Linked DNA regions of Homo sapiens: regions 1 and 2 are each linked to region 3. Evidence: chromatin loops called from intact Hi-C (ENCODE). Cell type or tissue: HepG2. All regions are shown on one strand.

The links. Hi-C counts contacts between places; a loop is a spot of excess contacts. Peaks named below come from ENCODE experiments on the same cell type or tissue, not always from the same donor. Only the 100,000 strongest peaks of a DNase experiment are listed, where the experiment ranks them.
Region 1: a loop joins it to region 3, with 6 times the contacts of the local background. A loop is called at or near these places in 5 of 110 quality-filtered maps.
Region 2: it touches region 3 in a loop (9-fold over the local background); 2 of 110 quality-filtered maps call a loop at or near these places.

The regions. Positions count from the first base shown.
Region 1 is chr14:60,729,824-60,737,823 of GRCh38, forward strand. MNAT1 (MNAT1 component of CDK activating kinase) reads left to right here and starts at 4,938. Exons shown (of 8, transcript NM_002431.4): 1 at 4,938-5,128. The coding sequence starts at 5,040. RefSeq lists enhancers at 4,952-5,051, 5,162-5,231. In HepG2, no CTCF peak of the experiment used is centred here; DNase peaks (open chromatin) are centred at 4,938, 5,228 and 6,858; H3K4me3 peaks cover 2,698 bases.
Region 2 is chr14:61,039,231-61,047,230 of GRCh38, forward strand. It overlaps SLC38A6 (solute carrier family 38 member 6), which reads left to right. Exons shown (of 16, transcript NM_153811.3): 9 at 3,917-3,982; 10 at 4,220-4,273; 11 at 6,116-6,195; 12 at 6,837-6,937. LOC101927756 (a long non-coding RNA gene) reads right to left here. Exons shown (of 5, transcript XR_943921.2): 2 at 6,244-6,306; 3 at 1,961-2,106. Among named protein-coding and RNA genes, the nearest start is that of SLC38A6, 62 kb to the left of the region's middle. In HepG2, no CTCF peak of the experiment used is centred here; a DNase peak (open chromatin) is centred at 3,161.
Region 3 is chr14:61,099,085-61,107,084 of GRCh38, forward strand. No RefSeq gene overlaps it. Among named protein-coding and RNA genes, the nearest start is that of SLC38A6, 120 kb to the left of the region's middle. RefSeq lists enhancers at 2,086-3,002, 4,266-5,465, 4,835-5,749. In HepG2, a CTCF peak has its summit at 7,889 (motif pointing left); DNase peaks (open chromatin) are centred at 3,857 and 4,857; H3K4me3 peaks cover 800 bases.

The DNA.
Region 1 (8,000 bases), 370 kb before region 3:
CTAGGGAAGAATTGTTCAAATTGGCAGTAAGGGAAAAGCAGCAGAGCCTCTTTGATGAAAATGTAAAATGTGAGCTTGGAGCTACTGGGAGCCATGTTTCTAAGGTTTTGGAGAAAGCTCCTTTGAAAACTAACCTGATGAGAAAGACAGAGGCAAGTGAAATGGGATAGCAGGTCTTCAAGTCCAGCCAGCTGCACTCCTGCTCTTCACATTGTTTGATATTGTGATCCAATAAATTCAACTTTTTGCCTAGGCCAGTTCAATCGGAGTTTCTGGTTCCTGAGGAAGTTCACAGCCAATAAAGGTGTCATGCCAACCCCTGTGCCAGGGGGCAGGCATTGTGATTAACAGACCTAGTAGAACCACATACATGTGGGGTGAGGGACTAAGGACTATTTCCCAAAAGAAGTGGAGTAGAGATGCTGTCCTTAGTAAAGGGAGAAAACAGTAAGTATCCTCTTCCGATGAGGAAAGCCCAACCTGGGTCCATAGCCTTGGGGCTGGAAAAGAAGGTCTGCATTTGAGAAACACTGTCCCATTCCCATAGAATCTACTGTTAACTGAGGTAGGAATGCTAGAGGATGAGCAGACTTGGGAAGAGAAATAAGGGCCTCAATTTTTCCACTTTTGGGATTCAGCTGTCTTCAGAAATGTATAGACCAATGGAACAGAACAGAGGCCTCAGAAATAACACCACACATCTACAACCATCTGATCTTTGACAAACCTGACAAAAACAAGAAATCGGGAAAGGATTCCCTATTTAATAAATGCTACTGGGAAAACTGGCTAGCCATATGTAGAAAGCTGAAACTTGATCCCTTCCTTACACCTTATACAAAAATTAATTCAAGATGGATTAAAGACTTAAATGTTAGACCTAAAATTATAAAAATCCTAGAAGAAAACCTAGGCAATATCATTCAGGACATAGGCATGGGCAAGGACTTCATGACTAAAACACCAAAAGCAATGGCAACAAAAGCTAAAATAGACAAATGGGATCTAATGAAACTAAAGAGCTTCTGCACAGCAAAAGAAACTACCATCAGAATGAACAGGCAACCTACAGACTGGGAGAAAATTTTTGGAATCTACTCATCTGACAAAGGGCTAATATCCAGAATCTACAAAGAACTTAAACAAATTTACAAGAAAAAAGTCAAACAACCCCATCAAAAAGTGGACAAAGGATATGAACAGACACTTTTCCAAAGAAGAGATTTATGCAGCCAACAGACACATGAAACAATGCTCATCATCACTGGTCATCAGAGAAATGCAAATCAAAACCACAATGAGATACCACCTCACACCAGTTAGAATGGTGATCATTAAAAAGTCAGGAAACAACAGGTGCTGGAGAGGATATGGAGAAATAGGAATGCTTTTACACTGTTCGTGGGAGTGTAAATAGTTCAGCCATTGTGGAAGACAGTGGGGCGATTCCTCAAAGATCTAGAACTAGAAATACCATTTGACCCAGCCATCCCATTACTGGGCATATACCCAAAGGATTATAAATCATGCTACTATAAAGACACATGCACATGTATGTTTATTGCAGCACTATTCACAATAGCAAAGACTTGGAACCAACCCAAATGTCCATCAGTGATAGACTGGATTAAGAAAATGTGGCACATATACACCATGGAATACTACGCAGCCATGAAAAAGGATGAGTTCATGTTCTTTGTAGCGACATGGATGAAACTGGAAACCATCATTCTGAGCAAACTATCACAAGGACAGAAAACCAAACACCGCATGTTCTCACTCATAGGTAGGAGTTGAACACTGAGAACACTTGGACATAGGGCAGGGAACATTACACACCGGGGCCTGACGTGGGGTGGGGAGATGGGGGAGGGATAGCATTAGGAGAAATACCTAATGTAAATGACGAGTTAATGGGTGCAGCAAACCAACACAACACATGTATACATATGTAACAAACCTGCATGTTGTGCACATGTACCCTATAACTTAAAGTATAATAATAAAAAACCTAAAAAAAATAAAGTAGTAAAACAAAAACAATACATAGGAAGCGTAAGTTTCATATGTATAGCATATAGAAAAATGCATAATTTTGAAGTTCAGAAAATGAAAAAAATTTGTTCTTAGTCAACAAAAATTCATAAAGAAAAAGAATTTGTAAACATATGAAGGTTCACCTTGGATGAACACGTTGGAAGGAACTTAAGCATGATTGAATTTTTGTGTTGAGACGAATGTGTTTTTAACCTTTCAAAATTATATGTTATGGTTGATAAATTATTTTCTCCTAAAAAAAAAAAGAAATGTAGGAAACTTGAGTTTGGTGGTTTTCTACATAGGCTGAGGTTCCATTTGAATTAGGAACCTGGTGCCGTCAGTGCTTTCCTCCTCAAAGCTCTCTGACCATTCCATGTTATTCATCCCCACCAGTGATAATGATGTACATTTCAGAGCTTCTGTAATGTATGAGGCATTGTATTAGGGCCTTTATGTATGTCTATGTCATGTAATTTAATCATTACAGCAATTTTATGAAGTGTATTATATGCAAGAAGGAAACAGGAACGGGAGGATTGGAAATTTGCTTCAAACACAGGTCTGACTGATGTAAAAGAAGGTTGGGCTCTTATTATTATATTGTCCCGCCTCTTTTAGATAATACTACTGCCAGTATCCTAATGCTACCATTAATAATGGCCAGCAGTTACTAAGCTCTTACTCTATGCTAGGTGTTTTAAATGAAGTATCTTTTATTCTTTACAAGTACTATCCTGAACTTAGAATTGGGAAAACTGAGGCTCAAGGTCATATAAATCATGTGATGAAGCCAGCACTTGAATTCAGCTCTCTTGGTACTAGAGACCAAATCTATAAGTGCTATTTTCTACTGTCTTTAGGTCCATAAGTAAAGCTTATCTGACAGATTTCCAAGTCAGCTGTTGCTACCATGCTTCCAAGTTAGTAGTTTCCCACCTAGGAAAAGGATAAAGCTTGTAGCATTGCTGCTTCTCACAATCTTTAGTGCTTTCTTTGCCTTAATCTTAAGTTTTGGGAGAAAGGAAAAGCAATTCACTTCGCAACGTGGTTGGGGTCTCATCTTCAAAGACGTAATTAAAACTGTCCTGGATAGCTGGGCATCATTACAGGCTCATGCCTGTAATCCCAGCACTTTGGGAGCCTGAGGTAGGAGGACTGCTTGAGCCCAGGAATTCAAGACCAGCCTGGGCAACATAGTGAGATCCCATTTCTTAAAAAAATAAAATAAAAAATTAGCTGGGACTGGTGGCTAGTGCCTGAGGTCCCAGCTACTTAGAAGGCTGAGGTGGGAGGATGACTTGAGCCCAGGAGTTCAAGGCTGCAATGAATTGTGATCGGGCCACTGCACTCTAGCCTGGGCAACAGAAGGAGATCCTGTTTCAAAACAAACAAACAAACACACAAAAATTGTCCTAGTGGCAATAAACTATAATGCCATCTGAGTGGATGACCTCAATGTAGTATTGGCTAAAAATTTTATTTGCACATATGACATATTCATTCTTTCACCAGAAGTTTCTTGTATGTTATCAGCTGAGCTTACATGACTATGCAGTTATAAAGAAGTATAAAGCACAGGCTATTAAATGGTCCAAAATATAAAGTACTAGAGTTGCCTTTGTTCTTGAAGAGCTTCACTCTGAATCATGTAACTGGTCTGGATGTGGTCTTTCAATAAGACAATAGCAGCAGCATAATAAGCCTCCGGGTCAGCATAGTAGCATAGTATTTGGTGTTACCTATTTTAGTAAGTTTATGTTTGGTTAACTCCTGTTGAGGAACAATATTATGATCAAAGAGATGATATGGTTTATTTATTAGATGAATCCTTGATGTCTTCATACTAATGTAAAGCTCTGTCACAGCCTGCTTTGATCTGCTGGTTCCTGGGTGTGGTATCCAGCTGTTTGTCAGCATCCCTCTCTATACCCATGGAAATCCCAACTGTATTTTTGGGTTTTGGGTTCCCTACCAGGTTCACTGTTTAAAAATGTGAATTGAATATTACTTTTTATTGAAAAGAACACAAGTTCTATGATGAGTTAAAATTACTATAAATGTTTATAGCTTATACTCATTGTATCAGATTATTTGAAAAATCTAGTTTGCATGTTCCCTTCTGATGGAGTTTGGGTCAGATGAAGGTGGTTACAAAAAATGTTTGACACTAAAAATTTTCACATTACACTATTGTTTGATAGTCATTCATTAATTCTTCACTTAGTCTACTTACTCATTAAGAATCAACAAATCTTTATTTTGGAGATGAATAAGATGTGTCCTTTACAGTGGGAAAGCTTATTATTTAATAGAGCTGTTTACAGACTTCAATTTGCCTTCTTGATAAATGTGATGAACATGGTTTACAATTTACAAAGATATTCAGGCTATCAGATCTTGGAATTGCAGAACTAAATTTTTCTGTATGTATTCTTATATGATTTTTTCCTAGGTATTTGGGGAAATAAATACTGTCTGATGGAGTAGATAGCTTTTTCATATTTTGTATCTGCGAATGCATATTATCAGCTGAGCTGACATGACTATGCAATTATAAAGAAGTATAAAGCACAGGCTATTAAATGGTCCAAAAGAAAGTAAGTACACCGCTCATAAATCTTTGAAATCATGGGAATGTTTCCAGACAGAACAAGATGGAATTTATCTTCCTAATTGTGACACAGTACCTTGAAAAATGCAACTGGGTGCGTGGAGATAAGGCTTTGTATAATTTGCCATTTTAAAAGTTCCCCTGTCAAATTCAAGGTATTAAGTTGCTTTATGGAAGGCTAAGACCAAGCCCTAGATGCAAGACCGGGGGAACTGACTGCCGGAACGTTTGTGTTGCAGCGCCTCGCCCCTTGCCGGTGCTCTTTCGCGAAGGGACCGTCTCTGCCAAGCGCCTGTTGGTAGGAACCTGCTTGGTCGCGTCTGAGGGGGCTTGTAGGTGGCTCTGGCTGAAACAGGCGCCTGCGAGAGTCTGTAGGAGGGAAACCGCCATGGACGATCAGGGTTGCCCTCGGTGTAAGACCACCAAATATCGGAACCCCTCCTTGAAGCTGATGGTGAATGTGTGCGGACACACTCTGTGAGTTGGGCGGCAGTGGATTCCCTGGGGGAGAGACGCGCTGGGTGGGAGGAGAGGACCGGGAGATGCTAGGCCTCGTCTTGGGAGCAAAGGGCGTTGTTAGTTTCAACACTGGGGAGGAAAATGGGAAAAGAAGGCGTTGTGACTTTAAATAGACTGTAGCCGCTAGCCCCGAGCGGCTCTGGCCTGCTTTGAACTGCGGGTTCTCAGTGTGGCATCCAGCAGTTTGTCAGGTTCCCCCTTCCATAGCCAATGAGTATCCCGACTGTATTTCCAGGCTTTGTGTTGTTTACTGGGCTCTGGACATCGCTGATTAAAAGCGTGGGGGATTGGAGTGTTTATTTCATATGAAATGTTTTTATTGAAAAAGTGCGAAAGTGCTATGAAAACTTAAAATTTGCTTGAGTATATACTGCTGCTATTTATTGTATGAGTTAATTAAAAAACCCTGTGTGTATGCCCACTTGTCCTGATGGAGTTCGGTTAGACTCCCATCACTAAAATGAAGAAAACCCGGACTGTAGGTAGTTAATTTTGAAGATATAATAATGGCTGGCATTTGAGTGCACATTTTGTGCCAGACAGTGTTCTAAGCGCCTTACCATGAATTATCTCAGTTCATTCCTACAACAGTCCCATGAAGTAGATACTGGTATTTCCATTTCACAGGGAAGGAAATCGAGACTGCTCAAGGTCCCTTATTAAGTGGGCCTTGAGAGAATTGGAACCCAGGAAGTCTGACTTTAGAACGCCCATTTTCAGGGGAAGGGGGCAGAAGGAGGGAGGTTGAGTTTGTGTATTTTGAAACAGGGATTGGTCAAAGTGTTTCTTGCCAGATTTCTTGTCAGATGTGGTTTAGTGAAGGTGGTTCTAGAAAGCACTTTGAGATAAAAAGGTGCCATGTAATGGCGAGCATATATTCCTGTAGTTTCTTTCAGGTTTATTGGAGGCAAAAAATAATGGATAATCTACAGTGTGTAGACAAGGTCTCCTCCCAACCCCCCAAGTGCTGACAAAAATGTAGAGCAATGACAGGGTCTTTAGGTAAGCATAAATTGCATGATTAGCTGTAGCTATAATTATTATATGGAATTTATTAGCTTACTTAACTTTTCTAATTGATCTTTATTTTCCTTTGCTTTACTCTGCAAAGAAGTATAGTAGAGCTGTGATTGAATGATTTAAGATTAGAAGTAAGGTAAAAGTAATCAAGAAGAATGCATGGAAAAGGGAATTCTACATGGAAAAACACTGTAGATAGACTGTTTTTAGAGAGATTTCGTTCAATTTCTCTCCATTTTTCTTTATCAGGTTTGTTATGGTGGAACAGGAAAGAGAGTTTGTTTTTTTTTTTGGGAAGGATACTAACTAAATGTAATTTACCAGAAGGATGCTAAATGTAATTTTCTGGCCTAGCAGCACTTAGCCATTCAGGGAAGATTATACGATTTCAGTAACATAAATGGCATTTTAATTGGGCAAGTATAAAATATTTATTTTAATTGAAATTGCTTTTGTTGTATCCTCAGCCCTTTTTGTTAAGATCTAAGAGTTAAGACTTTTGTCTAATTCATTCTGGTGTTGCATTTAATGTGGTTAATTTGCTAACCTGTTAGATAACAGGCTACATTTTACAGTCCTTTTTTGACTTGAAATGTGAACAAAATGAGTGAAAAGCTGTAGCGTATTGGCTGAGAGAACAAGCTTTGGAATGAGCCTGTCTGATTTCACATTCTTTACTCTTACCGGCTCTGTGGCCTTAGGGAAATGACTAACTCTTTGTTAGCCGTTCTTCTTGTTGGTACAATAGAGAAAATAGTGCTGCTTGTATCACGGTCCTTAAGTATTAAATAATATATGGAAAATATTTAGAGATATTTAGTATTCTGTCACATAATATTTGTTTACTATATATTGGCTATTTTATTATTATTATTCTTTGTGTGGCATGGGTGATAAGCAGAAATAAAATTAAAACAGGACTTATTTGGCCTGCTATGAAATACTTGCACAATAATGATTAGCTTTAAATGATTTCAGTACACTATGAAATGTGAAAATACAGCTTTAATTATAAGGACTCTGTTGTAATTTTCTTAATATGAACTCTTTAGCATGTTGTCTAATTAATCATCCTTTTAAAGAAGTACTTTAATCTAGGCTAACACACTGCTGTTTCTGAATGGAGGAGAGAACTCACTGATTTTTTTGGCAATCATTTAAAAAATTTAAAATTATATAAGCTATTAATAATAAAAGCAACGTAAGTTATTAAGTGAAAGGTAAAAATTTCTGTGGTTCACTTCTCCAGAGGTGACAACTTTTAGGTTGTTTGTGTATATTTTCGGATATTTTCTATGCATATACAAACATGGGTGTGTTTGGGTAGAAAACTTTTTCTTCCTTTAGCATAAACAGGAATATAGCATAAACATATATATATGTGTGTATATATATATATTTCCTTGCTTTTTTCATTATGTATATTGGATAATCTCTCTAGATCAATATGCATATGTTTTCCTCTTTTAACAATTTGATAGTAGTCCATTGTTCAAATATAATTTATTTACCCCAATTTTTAAAATTAATATTTAATTATCCAGTTTTTCCTTGGAGTAAGCATCCATAAATATGCATATATATGTACATATATGTCTTTGAGCATTTAGGCCAGTATATCATAAGATATAACAGGTAAAAATCACAAGGTAATGTCCAGTAGTAGAATTGTTGGGTCAGAGTTTGTGGCTTTTAAATTTGATAAATATGGCCCAGTTGTTCTCAAAAAAGATTATGTCAAGACAGGCATGGTTGTTCCTACCTGTAATCCTAGCTACTTGGGAGGCTGAGGAGGGAGGGTTCGAGACCA
Region 2 (8,000 bases), 60 kb before region 3:
CTACATTTATTGTAATGCCTTATAAACCATCTGCTCAGATTTTTACCTGTGAGCACAGTTTAATCTACAGTGGGGCAATGAAGAATACTCTGTATGCTTTTTTAAATACTCTTTTTAATTGGCATGTTTATTTTATTATTTATTTATTTATTTATTTTGAGACAGAGTTTTGCTCTGTCACCCAGGGTGGAGTGCAGTGGCACGATCTCAGTTCACTGTGACTTACATCTCCTGGGTTCAAGCAATTCTCCTGACTCAGCCTCCCAAGTAGCTGGGATTTCAGGTGCATGCTAATTTTTTTTTTTTTTTTTTGTATTTTTAGTAGAGATGGTGTTTCACCATGTTAGCCAGGCAAGTCTTGAACTCCTGACCTCAAGTGATCCACCCACCTCGGCCTCCCAAAGTGCTGGGATTACAGGCGTGAGCCACCGTGCCCAGCCACCATATTTATTTTAGATTCTCTGAATGTTATCTTTTAAAATACATAGTGGTTAGGAAAAGGAAACGTATATATATTAACCCAGAATTTTGGAAGGATACCAGTTTTTCATTTATTATTCTTGTCAATATGTGTTTGTAAATATGTATAGCATTTATATCATATTTTTTAAAAATCAGTTCAGGAACTATTATTTTCTTATATTCTTTGAATAATATAAACTAAAACCTATATTTTATCTGTTCTCCCAGATCTGTATTTTCATTAAAAAAATTTAACCTAAATTTTTGCCCCCTCTAAAATATTTTGCAATTTTAAAAATAAATTATATCTGTCTCAGAATGATACCATCAAGATGGATTTACCTTTTTTTGGTAAATTTACTTTTTTTTTGGTGTATTTTAGAGCACAAGCGGATTACCATTCGTTCTAAAAGTTCTATCTTAAGTACAGATTAGTATTCTAAGCAACGTTTTAATACGTCGGTAATCCAGTTAGACAACTTTTTTTTTTAAGAGACAGAATCTCACTCTCTCCAGTCACCCAGACTGGAGTGCAGTGGCATGATCATAGCTCACTGCAGACTCAAACTGCCGGGCTTAGGTGATTCTTCTGCCTCAGCTTCCTGAATCACTAGAACTACAGCTGCATACCACCACGCCTGGATAATTTTTTTTTTTTTTTTTTTGAGATGGAGTCTCACTCTGTCACCCAGGCTGGAGTGCAGTGGCGCCATCTCGGCTCACTGCAAGCTCCGCCTCCCAGGTTCACAGCATTCTCTTGCCTCAGCCTCACGAGTAGCTGGAACCATAGGCACCCGCCACCACGCCTGGCTAATTTTTTGTATTTTTAGTAGAGACAGGGTTTGACCGTGTTAGCCAGGATGGTCTCGATCTCCAGACCTCATGATCCGCCCGCCTGGGCCTCCCAAAGTGCTGGGATTACAGGTGTGAGCCACCGCGCCTGGCCAGATAAATTTTTTTTTAAATGTTGGTAGAGACAGAGTCCCATTATGTTGCCCAGGCTAGCCTTGAACTCCTATGTTCAAGTGATCCTCCCACCTTGGCCTCCCAAAGTGCTGAGATTATAGGCGTGAGCCACTGCACTGGCCTGAAATAGAGAATTATTTAAATGGTTTTTAGTCAGAAGCTTTGCTTCTACTGAACACTATGTTAGGCATTTTAGGATGTGGAAATTTAACCTGGACACTAGTCTTAAGGATCTGTCAATCTAGTAGGGGAGATAAATTTCTTTTCAAACATGGAGAACAGTGTGTGCAATATATAAATAAGTATTGATATATTTGCTTCAGAATAAGAGTCTCAAGAGTTGAGAGGAGAGAAGGCTCACTGAGAGCTAGAGTAAAGAAGGATTTTAGAGGAAATACAACTTGAGTTGAGCCACAAAAGAAGCAAAGGGCTTAGAGCAGAGAGAAGGAAGGGAGGCCTTTTGTGCAAGTGAACAAATATTTTTAATACTTAGTCTCCTTTTTCCCTTTGTCATTCCAACCCCAAGACTTACCTTCTTACCAACCTAAGCAAGGACTTCCTGTTAATCTTTCCTCTCTGTTGTTGGGTCTCGTTTCACTCCCGTTCTGTACTTCTGCTTTGTGGGACATCATCTCTATCCACCCCATACCACCATACAGGCTTGGAGTTGGGATGGATCTTTGCAGAGAAATTAGCTGTAGTAACTGAACTGTCTATTAATATAAAATCAGGCTACTTCTTATTTTTTTCAAATTAATAAAAATTAATGATAATATTGCACTTTGGAGCATTGCTTTGAAATATTTTGATTTGAAAGCTTAAGAAATAACAACTGATAAATGAGGCAGCTCACATACAGAGTTTATCTAGGTACCTGGTGCACAGCAAGTCCTCAGTAAATGATTTTTTCTGCCAACACTACCACTGTTAGTTAGGGGAAAATATAAGAAACTGAATTTGGGCCTGTGCAGTGGCTCACGCCTGTAATCCCACACTTTGGGAGCCTGGGACAGGCGGATTACTTGAGCCTAGGAGTTTGAGACCAGCCTGGGCAACATGGCAAAATCTATTCTCTACAAAAAACACAAAAATTAGCTGGGTGTGATGGCCACACACCTGTAGTCCCAGGCACTCGGGAGGCTGAGGTGGAAGGATGGTTTGAGCCTGGGAGGTGGAGGTTGCAGTGAGCTGAGATTGTGTTACTGCACTCCAGGCTGGGTGACAGAGTGAGACCCTGTCTTAAAAAAAACAAGAAAAGAAACTGAATTTGGAGCAGTTTCACCCTCACCTCATCCTCATCGTTTTTTTTTGTTGTTGTTGTTTTTCTTTGAAAACCTATAAAGATAATGATGGTGAGATTATTGCTTTTGATTTTGTTATTTCCTTTTGGTAAGTTGACCGTTTCATTTTATGTCATATTGAAAACTTACCTAGAAATGTCAAAGCAGCTTGTCTAGTTTATCCTTCTACAGTAATTTTTTTCTTGGTGAGGTTTTTAATTAAGAGTGATTCTTTAGTTCACTCATTAACTTAATCCTAAAAGTATATGTTTTCCTTATATTTGTTTTATCACTGTGTAAAATTTTGATTAAATTAGTCAAAATCCAAAACTAGGTAAATACCAAGTAGGAATAGAAATTGTGTTTACATATTGGTCTCCTACAAAGAACAAATACTTCCTTTATTCTTTCTTGTCCTTTTGTGCACTGGGATTCACCCTGGAGCAAACATTTACAGAGTAATTATGTGCCCTGAAACAACAGCAACAATGGTAATATTGACAGAGCCACAGCTATAGGTCTGATAACAGGATGGCCACAATTAAGAGTAAAAACATGAAACATTTTCATTGATTAATTCTGGGAAACAGCATCCCTCTGGATTTCTTTTAATGTTTTTTTTGTTTGTTTGTTTGTTTTTACCAGCTGGAGTTCCCTAGCTATATGCTCCTATTCCAGCCAGCTTTCTCCACATTAACCAAAAATAATTCAGATCTGTAAAAGTAAGGAGGGGCAGCACTTAATGTGTACATCAGAAATCCCTGAGCTCCTTCTGAGTATAAAGTCTGTACTTATTTCTTCCTGTGGCCTTTCCATAAACTGCTGTTAAATGTTTCTCTATTCACTAATACCTACTCTACAAATAACCATATTCCTGTGTGACAGTCACTGAAAACATCATGTTCCTGTTTTGAGTTGCACTTAAAAAAAAATGCCTTGATGCTGTTGGAATTTTGAAAGTTGACACAGGAGTACCCTTAGTCTTTAATGGGGGAGATCTCTACTTAACACCCTGCAGTCTCCAACCGCCTCCCTACCACAGGTGACCATGTTAAATGTTGACCCCATTCTAACCGGGAAAAGTCACAGAAGCAGAGACTCTTCTATTAGCATCTTATTTAATTGAAATGATACTGACCTATTTCAATTCAGTTTCTTATTAATTTTATAAGAAATGATCTGAGTGCTGATTCTGTTTACTTTTTTAGGTAATAATTAAAAAATGGTCCATCCCTTGTCCTCTGACATTAAATTATGTAGAGAAAGGTTTCCAGGTAATAGCTTATATTTTCTTTTCAGTTTCTTCCTTTTTATTTTAACTAAAAAGAAAAGAAAGACTAATGATTCTTTTCTGATTGATGAAAAAGTAATGGCTATATTGCATTTTAGAACTTTGTTTTGAAATACTTTCATTTGAAAGCCTAGTAATAATAAATTCATCATTTTTATTGATATATTCTGAAATTTAATGGCTGTTGGTTTCTCTTTTTCCCCTCAATGCTCTTAAACAGATTTCAAATGTTACAGATGATTGTAAGCCAAAGCTCTTTCATTTCTCCAAAGAGGTGTGTAAGTTATTAACAGATACTTTTAGTTGATTTTTCACATTTCAAGTTTTAAGAGGTTTGTGTAACAGGGTCTCTTAGGTCTTTGTACCTGTGACTAATTAATTTTCATGAAAGTGCTAAGTATAGGATTGCCTACCAGAAGACTACTATTATTTAACACAGGGTGGCCTATTATGAAACAGCCACCTTTTTTTTTTTTTTTTTTTTTTTCCTGGTATGCCTTTGAATGGAGCCTGTTTTAAATGGGCCTCTGCCTGAAAGAACAGATTTACCGAATGTCTGGTCTGGCCAATAAGGTCCTCTGTGTATACCAACTTCCTGTTGCCCTCTGCACTTGTAAAGCTAAATAGCCAATTATATCAAAAACTCTTCCCCTGTGAGTAGAACCTTGGTCTGTAGCTAAACAGCCTCATCATTGGACTAGGGATTGAGCACTGCCAATATATCTTCTGGCCGACATTCCAAAGTTGAAATTCATGATGCCAGGAGTAGAGACTAGGAGACCAAGTCCCTTTGCCTTCCCTAAAAGCCATAGGATACTGGAAATGCCTGTAAGAGCCCCTGAGCATCAGCAGAGGAGACAAGAACTGTGACATGGATGGTCTCTGCTTTACCACTCTAGAAGAGCTCAAAGTCTTCCCTGTTGCTGCAGGCTTATTTGTCTATACTTTCTGACTCTGCTGAAATGCTATTTTGTATAGTTCCCAGATGCTAGAATCCCCCCTGCTCATGTAAAACTCTATTAGTGTAGAATGTTAGCTTGGTTACTCCACCATGCAGAATTTTCCTTTTTATCTCTAGTTTTTAAATGAGAAATATCTCTCTGGTCCCAAAAGGGAGATTACCACATCTTTTACATGGTAAAGACCTCCAGGTGCCGTAAAGATCTAGGTAGGATAATTGACAAGCCAGGAAACTGAGCAATATATGAAATGGAGAATTTGTGAATTAAACTCTCATTTTCCTAGTCCAGCCTCAGGAAACACTACAGCTTCCTCTCTCCTAACCCCCTTCAGATATTTTAAGACTCTAGGCATTATGTCCCAAGATAGGTCTTCATTTCTGGAATTTCTTTTGTTTAAGAGCCTGAAGTTAGTTAAGTGGAAATTTTTTTAGAGCAGAAAGGAGAAAATAGATCACCATCGTCTATTTGGTAAAGATGGTATTTTCACTTAAATGGTAACTTTTTTTGCTTTACTCTGACTCTTAAGTATTCTAATAATAAAAACAAAACAAAACCTTATATTTGTATATTACATTGGATCTCTTAAGAGTTTGTAGGTCTAGAATAAATGATATTCATTCCCATTGAAAGAGATCCTAATCAAAGATGCTGGCAATATTAAAATGTGATTAATATTTTCAGTATTCCCTTGGATTGAGTTCATGAAAGCAGGTTCAAGAGCATTAACTATTAGTGCTGCTTAGAGTAATAAGATACATTTAAATTGTGCGTACATTTAGAAGACAGAGAATTAAAAAAGAGCATTTCTAAAATGTTATTTTTATCTCATTTAAATATTATTTATCTTATGTAATTTTTAAAATCTTATCCAGATAATGTAGAAGTAGTGATTGTAGTAAAAGCAGCATGGTATGGGCAGCCAAATAAAAAATATTCTGGCTAGTACAGGCAAGCCCACTATCAAATAAAATATTTGCTGGATCACAAGTGTTTTTCTCTTTTAAAAAATTCTTATTTTATAAAGAGAAGACTCATTAAAGATGAAATAAATGTAATCAAATTGATTTTTTAAAGAACTGAGTTTGTTGTCAAATGAAATAATGGTTTCAGTAGAGTGGCATTTAATAATTTTGTCTCTTTAAAATTTTTTTCAGAGTGCTTATGCCTTACCAACCATGGCTTTTTCATTTCTCTGCCATACCTCAATATTGCCCATATACTGTGAACTTCAAAGGTACTGTAGAATCCTGGAATATTTTAAATATATTGTGTATCTTTTTACCTCTAAGGCTTTCGGATTGAATGACATCCTCTTTTATTAATCCTTTCCTCTCATCAGTGGATCCTAAGTGTTAGTTTAAAACAAAACAAACAAGAGTTAGTTCTGTCCAAGTTAAGAATGTTTCCTAGAAGTGTAATCTTTGAGGCTGGCCTGTAATCCCAGCACTTTGGGAGGCCGAGGCAGGCGGGTCACCTGAGGTCAGGAGTTCAAGACCAGCCTGGCCAACATGGTGAAACCCCGTCTCTACTAAAAATACAAAAAAAATAGCCGGACGTGGTGGCGGGCACCTGTAATCCCAGCTACTTGTGAGGCTGAGGCAGGAGAATCGCTTGAACCCAGGAGGTGGAGGTTACAGTGAGCCGAGATCACACTACTGTATTCCAGCCTGGGCGACAGAGCAAGACTCTGTCTCAAAAAAAAAAAAAGGAAGAAGTGTAATCTTTGTGTACTAATTTCGAATGAGGACTTCTAGTGTATAGTTATTGATGGAGTTGTTCTTGAATGAGGAATTCTCTCGACCAGCTTAGGACATACTTGTTTCTTTACATATAATTCAGATCACTTATTCTACCTTTGTCATTTTTGTCTTTTAGTCCTTCAAAGAAAAGAATGCAGAATGTTACCAATACAGCAATTGCTTTAAGTTTTCTCATTTATTTTATATCTGCACTCTTTGGGTACCTCACTTTTTATGGTAAGTACATTTTAAAATTATAGATGACAAAATAATAGTTACATAGATGGCCTCACGCCAATCTATAGACTTTACCTATGCCTTTTATTACTAAGTTAATTTGCTCAGATCACCAAATTACAATGCAGTACTGTGGTGGCTCTTGAGGCCTAAACAATTGGATTATCTTTCTTTTAGAAAGGTAGTTCAGGTTTAAGATTAATGACTTCTTATGAAAATTTTCTTAAACACTTAAGTAAAACTTCAGGCTTAGGGACATGATTCTTTCTATAAGAAAAAATGTGCAATTTTAATGATTCTGTTTTTCTTAAATTTTGAATTCAATATATTAGTCTAATTCAGAAGTGTGGGGGTTGGGTGAGTCAGTCATCTTAATTGCAAAAGAACAAGTTGAGAAAGGAAAGGGTTTTACACAGAACTATATCTGTATACTTAGATGTCAGACATCTCTGCCTTCAGATCTAATTATCACAGGATTCAGCAGATGTGCATTCTATGATGCACCATGACCTTCCTCCTTAATTATTTTTACAGGTTCTTTTAAATTTATGCAACAAAAATAAAATTGTGTTTTATTTCTTTTGCAAAAACTGTCTGCTTTGTATGTTGACTTTTTTTCCTCTTCTGATAAGAACCTCAAGAAAAAGTAAAGTTCTGTGTACACCATCAGGAAAAGCATTATTTCCAATGTGAGCATGGTGCCCTGCTAGAGACGCTACAAAGAAAGTTAAAACAGATTGTCAAGCTTTTCTGATCATCATTAATAAAACAAAATTACTTAAATATATAAACTTTATTTTTGGATGTTGGGTTTGTTAGTTTTTATACAGACTTGAACTCAATAAGACTTTTCTGTGTCAATAAGATACTGTAACAGGGTCTCTTGGGATCCAAAAATATTTTGTATAGTGGAATAGCTATATATTTCTTTTATTAAAATTGCTACCTGGCACAAACACTATTATATTTAGGGATCTTCAGCAATAAGAAAAAGTCCAAAAAAACTGACCTCCTTCTTCTCCCTATGGATAAATAGAACTATCTGGAAGAAACCTCAGATGGC
Region 3 (8,000 bases):
TGGAGTAGTACTTCTTTTTAACCTCCTACCCAATATGTAAAAAGTAATATTTCATTTTACTTATCTAAATTTACCTGACATCCAAGGTAGAAAGGACAAGTAATTTCATTATTTTGGAATTTGAAACCAACTCTCCATGTTTATCTTCTTTGTGTCTTTCACAATTTTATAACTTTATAGCTTTTTTCCCTTTAACTTTTTTTATCTTTCCCGGAAAAAAAAAAAAAGACATTTTTTTGCCTGTATAGAAGCCATTCCATTTTCTTGACCATATGTTGCATTTCTCTGGATGTCCTCCAGCTCCAATTTGCCTTCCCAGCAAAGATGTGTTTTTTAAAAAGCAGTTGAATTACCACATGCTTTATTATTTTTCCTACATCATCAAGCACCAGTTTGTTGTGCTAACAGCTGTTAGTAAAGCCAAAAGTTAGTTAAGTAAGTAAATATTTTAGTTTCAGAATAGAAATGTTGACAGAGACATAAATTACTAATTTGCCAATCCTTCTGGGACACACACACACACATATAGCTAATTTTGTACACACCCACCCACTTTCAGAATTACCCATAGCAGCCAATGATTAATAAATTGGTAAATTATGAGTGTATTGACACACATATGTATACAAACACCCAATAAGACAAGAAAGTGTGCAAGTAAATTACAGGTGTGATATGGTATGGCTCTGTGTCCCCACCCAAATATCATCTCGAATTGTAATCCCCACGTATCGGGGGAGGGATCTGGTGGGAGGTGATTGGATCATGGGGGTGGTTCCTCCATGCTGTTCTTATGATAGTGAGTGAGTTCCCATGAGATGTGATGGTTTAAAGTGTTTGACAGTTCCTCTCTCTCTCTTGTCTCTCTCTCTCTCTCACCTGCTGCCATGTAAGATGTGCCTGCTTCCCCTTATGCCATGATTGTAAGTTTCCTGAGGCCTCCCAAAGCCATGCAGAATTGTGTCAATTAAACCTCTTTTCTTTGTAAATTTCCCAGTCTTGGGTATTTCTTTATAGCAGTGTGAAAACGGACTAATAAAAGGTGCCCACAATACTAGCTCTTTAAGCTAGAGAAAGCTCCCAAATGTCACCTGAACAGACCCATTTTCCTAAATTTGGCAACATGTGAAATATCCAAATCAAACTCTTGTCTTTCTTGTAAACTCAAAATTATTTATTAGGTATTGACTGAGGCCAACACTGTGTCAGGCATCAGAGGTAGAAAGATTCCAGCTATAAATTTAGGGAGACACTTGGGTTGCTGAGACACTGGGTTATGGAGAGAATTAACAGGGTAATAACTGTGATCTGCTTAGAAGAGGGCCAGGCACATAGTGTTATTGTTATTTCAAAGGGTCTGCTTTTTAACTTTTGTGTTTTGTAATCAGAAGAAAATAGAGTATTTAGAAATACCTAATGAGAAGGACAACACTAGAGGTATGGATAAAGTACTGTGGGTGCATCAAGGAAGGAACCACTGGGCCTGCCTGTGGGAGCCGGGAACTGTGTCAGAATGAAGATTAATTTGAGCCTCGAAAGATAGAGAAGGTAGAGGAACAGCAAATACTATCTAGACCCATTCTTGCTTCATTTTGAGGCAATTTCCTCTTGTTCAGGATTTTGGAGAGAGAGAAAACCCTGATAAGAGATGCCCTGATAATAACCCATCTTTTTTGAGGGATGGTAAATCACCCATAATAAAACTTTCAAACCATAACCTGTCCAGTTCCCTTTCTCTTTCCTTGGGGGATTTATTTTCATGTTTTTTTTCCCCTTTGTTTGGGGAAGAGGAAGACAGGAGGAGCCTTAGCAAAATGATCAAAATAATCACAGTGTGTCTTTGCCCAGTGCCCCTCGCCCCCACTCCCACCTCCAGGGGATTTCAGTGGGTGGGTTCTCCCTGTGCTCACTGAACCTGGGCTCCCATTTTTCAGTGAAAAAGGAACCTGTGAGCTCATTCTCACTGGGCTGTCCCAGGCTTACCATGCAGGGTCTGCATCCTAAAATGCAAGCTTTCTGGGAATGATGTCTTAATGCAGAGGTTCCTAGACCAGTAGAATTCCCCCCAGTTTTGGTAACCTCTGACAAAGTGATACCTTTTTATTTTGCTAAGTGAGAACATTAAAAAGAAAATGCATTCCCACCTAATATTACCCATGCTTTCTAAAAGAAAGCATATTTTAACAATAATAAAATAGTGGGAAAGGATTTCAAATACAGTTTTTAAAATGGAATATAATTGGTTTATGAAAAATCTACTACCTTTATTCAGCTGCTGACCTGTGATGGTCTGCATTAACTCAAAGGGATGCATACCTAATGGTCGCAAGTCAGACACCAGCAGGGACGGAGTGGGAACAAATTGAGGAAGAAGAAACAAATAGTCTTGGTTTTCTGTGTGTCCTTGGCATGGACGGGGTGCTGCCTCCAAGATCTCTGCATGCTCTGTAGCTCAGCTTTGTCAGCCTCCAGCATGTAACCGTTGTCAGAACTGGGCCTTGGTCTCCAGGATGGACAGCCCAAACCATCCGAGTCAGGAATTGACCTGTATGAATCTTTTGTCTCCTTAATTTGCTATCCTCATGGTTTCAAAACATGAAGTCAAAACACATGCTTGACCACAGCCCAAGCCTTAAAGAGCACATTAGTCCTGGTGCCTATTTAGGTTTAGAAACTTAATGCATCAGGTGAGGCTAATGTGCTTCAAATATTAGACTCTCAAGCAAGTGCTTTTCTCAAGGAAACTGTCCCCTTTGAGGTACCTGGCATTTCAAGCCAACTTGGGACACATCAAGTGTCAATAAAGTTTGATACATCATAGCAGCCATCCCAGCCTTCTATCAAAAGTGTCATAGTGCTACTAGCATTAGGAAATGAAATATGCAAAACCTGCATTTCTATTTTTGGTCATGCTCTGCAGCGTGCTTCCTAGAATAAATTGCCACTGCACAGCAGGATTCAAGGAAACAGTGCTGACAGCCTCACTCTCCTTGCATTGTGATGCACAGAGATCAGCAGGCTGCCGATTTGTGTCCTGAATGAAAAATGGATTCCAGGTAGAAGAACTGTGGCTCCTGACCATTTCCTGGATCTCGCTCAAGAGAATGTACACAAGTATTTATTTATAGCTGCTCAACTCCTTTTCAGACACACTCTAAATTTATTATTCCTGAAATCGAATGAGTTGTAATCACTGATTATGGAAACATTGAGCAATTTCAAGGCAGGCTGGGGAGGAAACTTTTGTCATCAGACTCTCCTGCATTACATCCTGCCTGGCAGTGACTTAACAATTTCATTGTCTGTATTTTCACACTTGTGAAATGGGGAAATACCACTTGTATTGCAGAATTATTATGAAGATTGGAAAGAATAACCAAACAGTGCAGGACACAGAGTAGGCCCTCAAGAAATAGTTTTGGTTTTCATTGTTAAGACTTGTTTAGGGAAGGGAAGTGAGCTCCTTTAGCAGTTCAAGGTTTCCCTCCCACTCTGGGACAGGGTGGTAGAGGTATGAGAGTAGAGACTGCTGAGAGAATATGGTCTCTTTCATTGTGCTCTGTTTTCTCCTTTTGGCCTCATGGGGAGGCATGGACGGGTGTCATCAAAGGGTGACTTGAGGAAGTAGGAGAGCAAATGGCTTCTCCCTGGTTCTCAGAAGTCTAGGTCCCTCACCTGGCTCTTATCCACAATGCCTGTGCTGTTGGTAATAGTTCACGTGCACATGTCTCCTCCAGTTAGGTTGAAAAAAATCCTGCTGGCTCGCACTCCAACATGGGCTGCTTTGTATGTCTCCCTGGCAAGGCACACAGCAAATATTGGTTGTTGCCTTTGGAGGCCAGGTTAGCACAAAGCAAATAGGGCTTGGGTGGGCTCAGGGACAACTAAAGGGGTTGGATGACTAACTCCCTTTTCTGTGACCATCCCTGCCTCTTGTTTACTCCACTGAAAAAGGGCGTAGGGAGGTCAGTTGCCGCTGCTGATCTGCACAAAGGTCAAAGGCAGAGCCACCGAAAGTAGTCTGCTCCTGTTTTTGAAGCTTTCTTCTGTGGGTAATATTGCACTTTGTAAACACTTGGTACTCAATAAATTCCAGCACACATATGGAAGCAATGGTGCCAACTAGCTGGATTGAAAGTACTCGATACCCAGTGTCCAGAGCATTGGCTAATGGAGAGGAAGAGGTTCCCTCCACTTCTGACTATGGGTGTGCGGCACAAGCCCCTGGCGGGCCTCACACACCCTACTTAGCACCTGTCAATCTCCTGTCCTCTGTGAAAGAGCCTGCATTTCTCCCTGTTGGGCCCGCCACTTCTCCAGGATTTTTTCAGTGCTGTCTGTCCAAGTCTTTCTTCTGCTGGAAGTGTGGGAATGGGAAGTCAGCTCTAGCCATGGCTACAAATAATTCACCTTTCCAGCAGCCTGCGGGTTTTCTTCTTACCGGTACAACAGTGAGTCTCATTCTCAGAATCTCTGAGGCCTGGCCAGTGAGGCCCCTATTCTTCTTCCCCTGGCAGAGGCCAGCTCTGATGGTGTCCCCACCCAAAGGGCAGACACCCATGTGATTTCAGTGGTTCGGAGGAATAGGAACGGAATGGAAGGGTGAGGTCTTTTCTGCTGAAGCTCAAAGCACTGTGGATACAGGCCCATATGCGTAGCCTGAATCAGGGGCACTGAGTTCACTCTGCTCAGTTTGCTTATATGTTAGTTTATGGCAGCTGTGGTTGCAAATAGGATCAAATTGTGCAGTTTTTAATTCCGTGTAATGCTGCTGTGAAGATGGACTTAACTGCTTTTCAGTACAGTCATTATGACTCTCTTAACTTCCCTTACTCATGAAACCTAGCATGAGTCATGGCTGGAGAATCTCACTCCACCCCACGGCCCCCACTGTCCCGAGAAGCAGAAAGGCTGGGTTCCTGGGGTTTTTCTTCCTGGCAGTAAACCCCCTCCTCCCTGCAGGACTGTTATAACTGATCCACAGTTAGAACATCAGGGAGCCCATAACCACGCAGGGCGGGGGTTTCTCCTTACCAGCTTGCTCCCCATGCAGCAGGGAAGCGGGTGTCTGCTGCAAATCTCCCCGTGTGGGGGGATGGGAAGAACAATGAGGCTGAACAGACACAAAGGGAGCTGTCCTGTGCCCAGACAGCCCCAGTGACATCTTCAGGCCCAGCCAGGATCCTCCCTTCCCAAAATGGAGCCTGTTTGCTCCCAGTATTAGTAGGGCTCTTTCGATTGCAAAGGACAAAAACTCCTCACTTAGGCTGCTATATTCGTTTGCTAGGGCTGTCTTAACAAAGTCCCACAGACTGGATGGCTCAAATATGGATTGTCTCACAGTTCTGGAGACTGGAAGGCCAAGATCAAGTTGTCTGCAGGGTTGATTCCTTCTGAGGCCTCTCTCCTCAGCTTGCAGAAGACTGTCTTCTCTGCAAATGCATGTGGTCCTCCATCTGCATATGTCTATGTCTTCCTCTTTTAAAAGGACACACTCCTGTTGGATTAGGCTCCACCCTCGTGACCTCATTTAACCGTAATTGCCTCTTTAAAGACCCTATCTCCACTTAAGGTCACATTCTGAGGGACTGGGGGTTAGGACTTCAACATGCCAGTTTTCTGGTGGGAGGACAAAATTACTTGGCTTCCCAGAGCAAAAGCCTGTTTAAGGATGTTGATGGCCTGGAGCTGAGCAAGGCCAATGTGGGGCAGCCCCAGACAGCTTTCCACTTCTGTCTCCACAGCCTTTCCATTCCCTCTGGTTGAAGTCAGGTGTTTCTGTTATATGCACTCCTAACACCCCTCTGTTTTCCACATGGATTTACCACCTCTGTATTTAAATAATGTGTTGTGAAGTCATTTGGTTAATGTCCATCTTCCTGGTTAGATGGAAGCATCAGGGCCGCTAGACGAGTCACCGTCTTCTTTGCAGCAACCCTAGTACTTGGCCCAGGCTGGGCACATAAAAGATGCTCAATTCATAGTTGCTGAATTGAAAGTCCTTTGCTCTTGGTGCTTCTGCTCCTCTGCCTCCTTACTGGCCAGTCAACCCCACAGTAGCCTTGATCCACTTGGCCAGCATTTCAGACAGTCACATTCCATTATTTCACTTCATATAATTTATACTACAGGGGAGATGATATTTCTTTTACACCCATCACTAGGTTCATGGCCAAAGCCCCTATAACAAACGACAGATTAACAAGAGAAAAGCAGACAAATGTATTCAATGTAAATTTTATGTGACACAGGAGCTTTCAGAAATAAAGAGCCAAAGAAACAGGGAAACCTGTGTATTTTTATGCTTAGGTTTGATGAAGTGTGGATATCCGGTCATGAAGAAGTATGACTGGAGGACAAAAAGTTTTGATCTAATGGGAATCAACAGGGAAGGGGGACTTGGCAAGGCCCATTTGCTCATATTCTCTGTGTCCCAGTGTCTTCAGAGATAAGGACATTCATTTCCTCTGGATATAGGGAAGGCATCTTTCAAACGGTGGTCTTATGACCTTCTTCAAGGGAGAGAGATGGGAGAAAGTCTGACGGTGACTTTCCTGCTTCTGCTGTTTCCTCAAATACCAAGGTGCCGTACTTTCGTGTAGTGTGTCCTGACCCCCATCAGTACTGTAGTGTACTTAATATTCTCCTTTACAAATAATTCATGCTTTTACTTAAATAACAGATTTCAGAAGGAAATATTGTATCATAGGTTTGACATCCTGCTTATATTTAAAAATTAAAAGTTGTTAAAACAATCACATAGCTATTAAAATACATGTTTGTGTAACTGTTAAAGTTATCTCCTCAGCTGCTTGTGGGCTGCCTGTCCTCAACAGGTCCTGGAGGGAGTTAGTCTACCTGGCTTAGCTAATGATCTCTCAGGTGGCATTGAATAGAATGCTCTTAGCTGCAAGTAATGGGAATCCCACTGATGCGGACTTAAAGAATTAGAACTTTGGGAGGCTGAGGCAGGTGGATCAGCCTGGGCAACATGGTGAAACCCCATCTCTACCAAAAAATATATATATATATATATGTTATATATTATATTTTATACTTAGTGTATTATATCTAATTATATGTAATATATAATTATATTAATATAAATAATTTAATATTTAGCCTATTATATATACAATTAGAACACTGATTGTCTCACAGAACTGAAATATTGGAATAATGTGGTTTGAGGGCTGGTTGTTTTAGAGGCTATATTATCTCATCAAAGACTGACATTCTTTCTCCGTCTCAGTCCTGCGAGCATCAGGTTTGGCTTCATCTTCTGGGTAGTAGCAAGATGGCAGTAGCAGCAGTCATAGGCATCATATTGAGACACATTGTTCAGAGGAAGAAGACGGATTGTCATTCTGCTTTCAAAAAGCACCCAGCAGACTTCCCTATACATTTTTTTAAGTATTTATTTATTTATAGAGACAAGGTCTTGCTCCATCACCCAGGCCAGAGTGCAGTAGTGCGATCATAGCACACTGCAGCCTTGAACTCTAGGACACAAGCAATCCTCCCCCCTCAGTCTCCTCAGTAGATAGTCCTATAGGTATGCACCACCACACCTGGCTTATTTTTTTATTTTTTATAGAGATGGGATCTTGCTCTGTTGTCCAGACTGGTCTTGAACTCCTGGCCTCAAGCAATTCTCCCACTTGGCCTCCCAAAATGTTGGGAATACAGGCATGAGCCACTGCACCTGGACTCCCTGTAAATTTCTTTGGCCAGAATTGGGTCACACACTCACTCCTGAATTGGAAAGGGAAATGAAGTGACTATGCAGGTCCTCTGGGGTGAAAACCATGCTGGAGTGGAGGCTGCGATGCCCACCACACACATCAGTGGCCAGCCTATGGATAGATTGCAATTAAGGTGCCCTCTGCTGGTGCATACAGGGGTTATCCCCAGCCCCAAACCCGCTGAGGCCAAAGGCCAACTTTGACCTGGCATGGCAGGTGCCAGGACTGACACATCTGTGCTCTCCTCAGGCAACA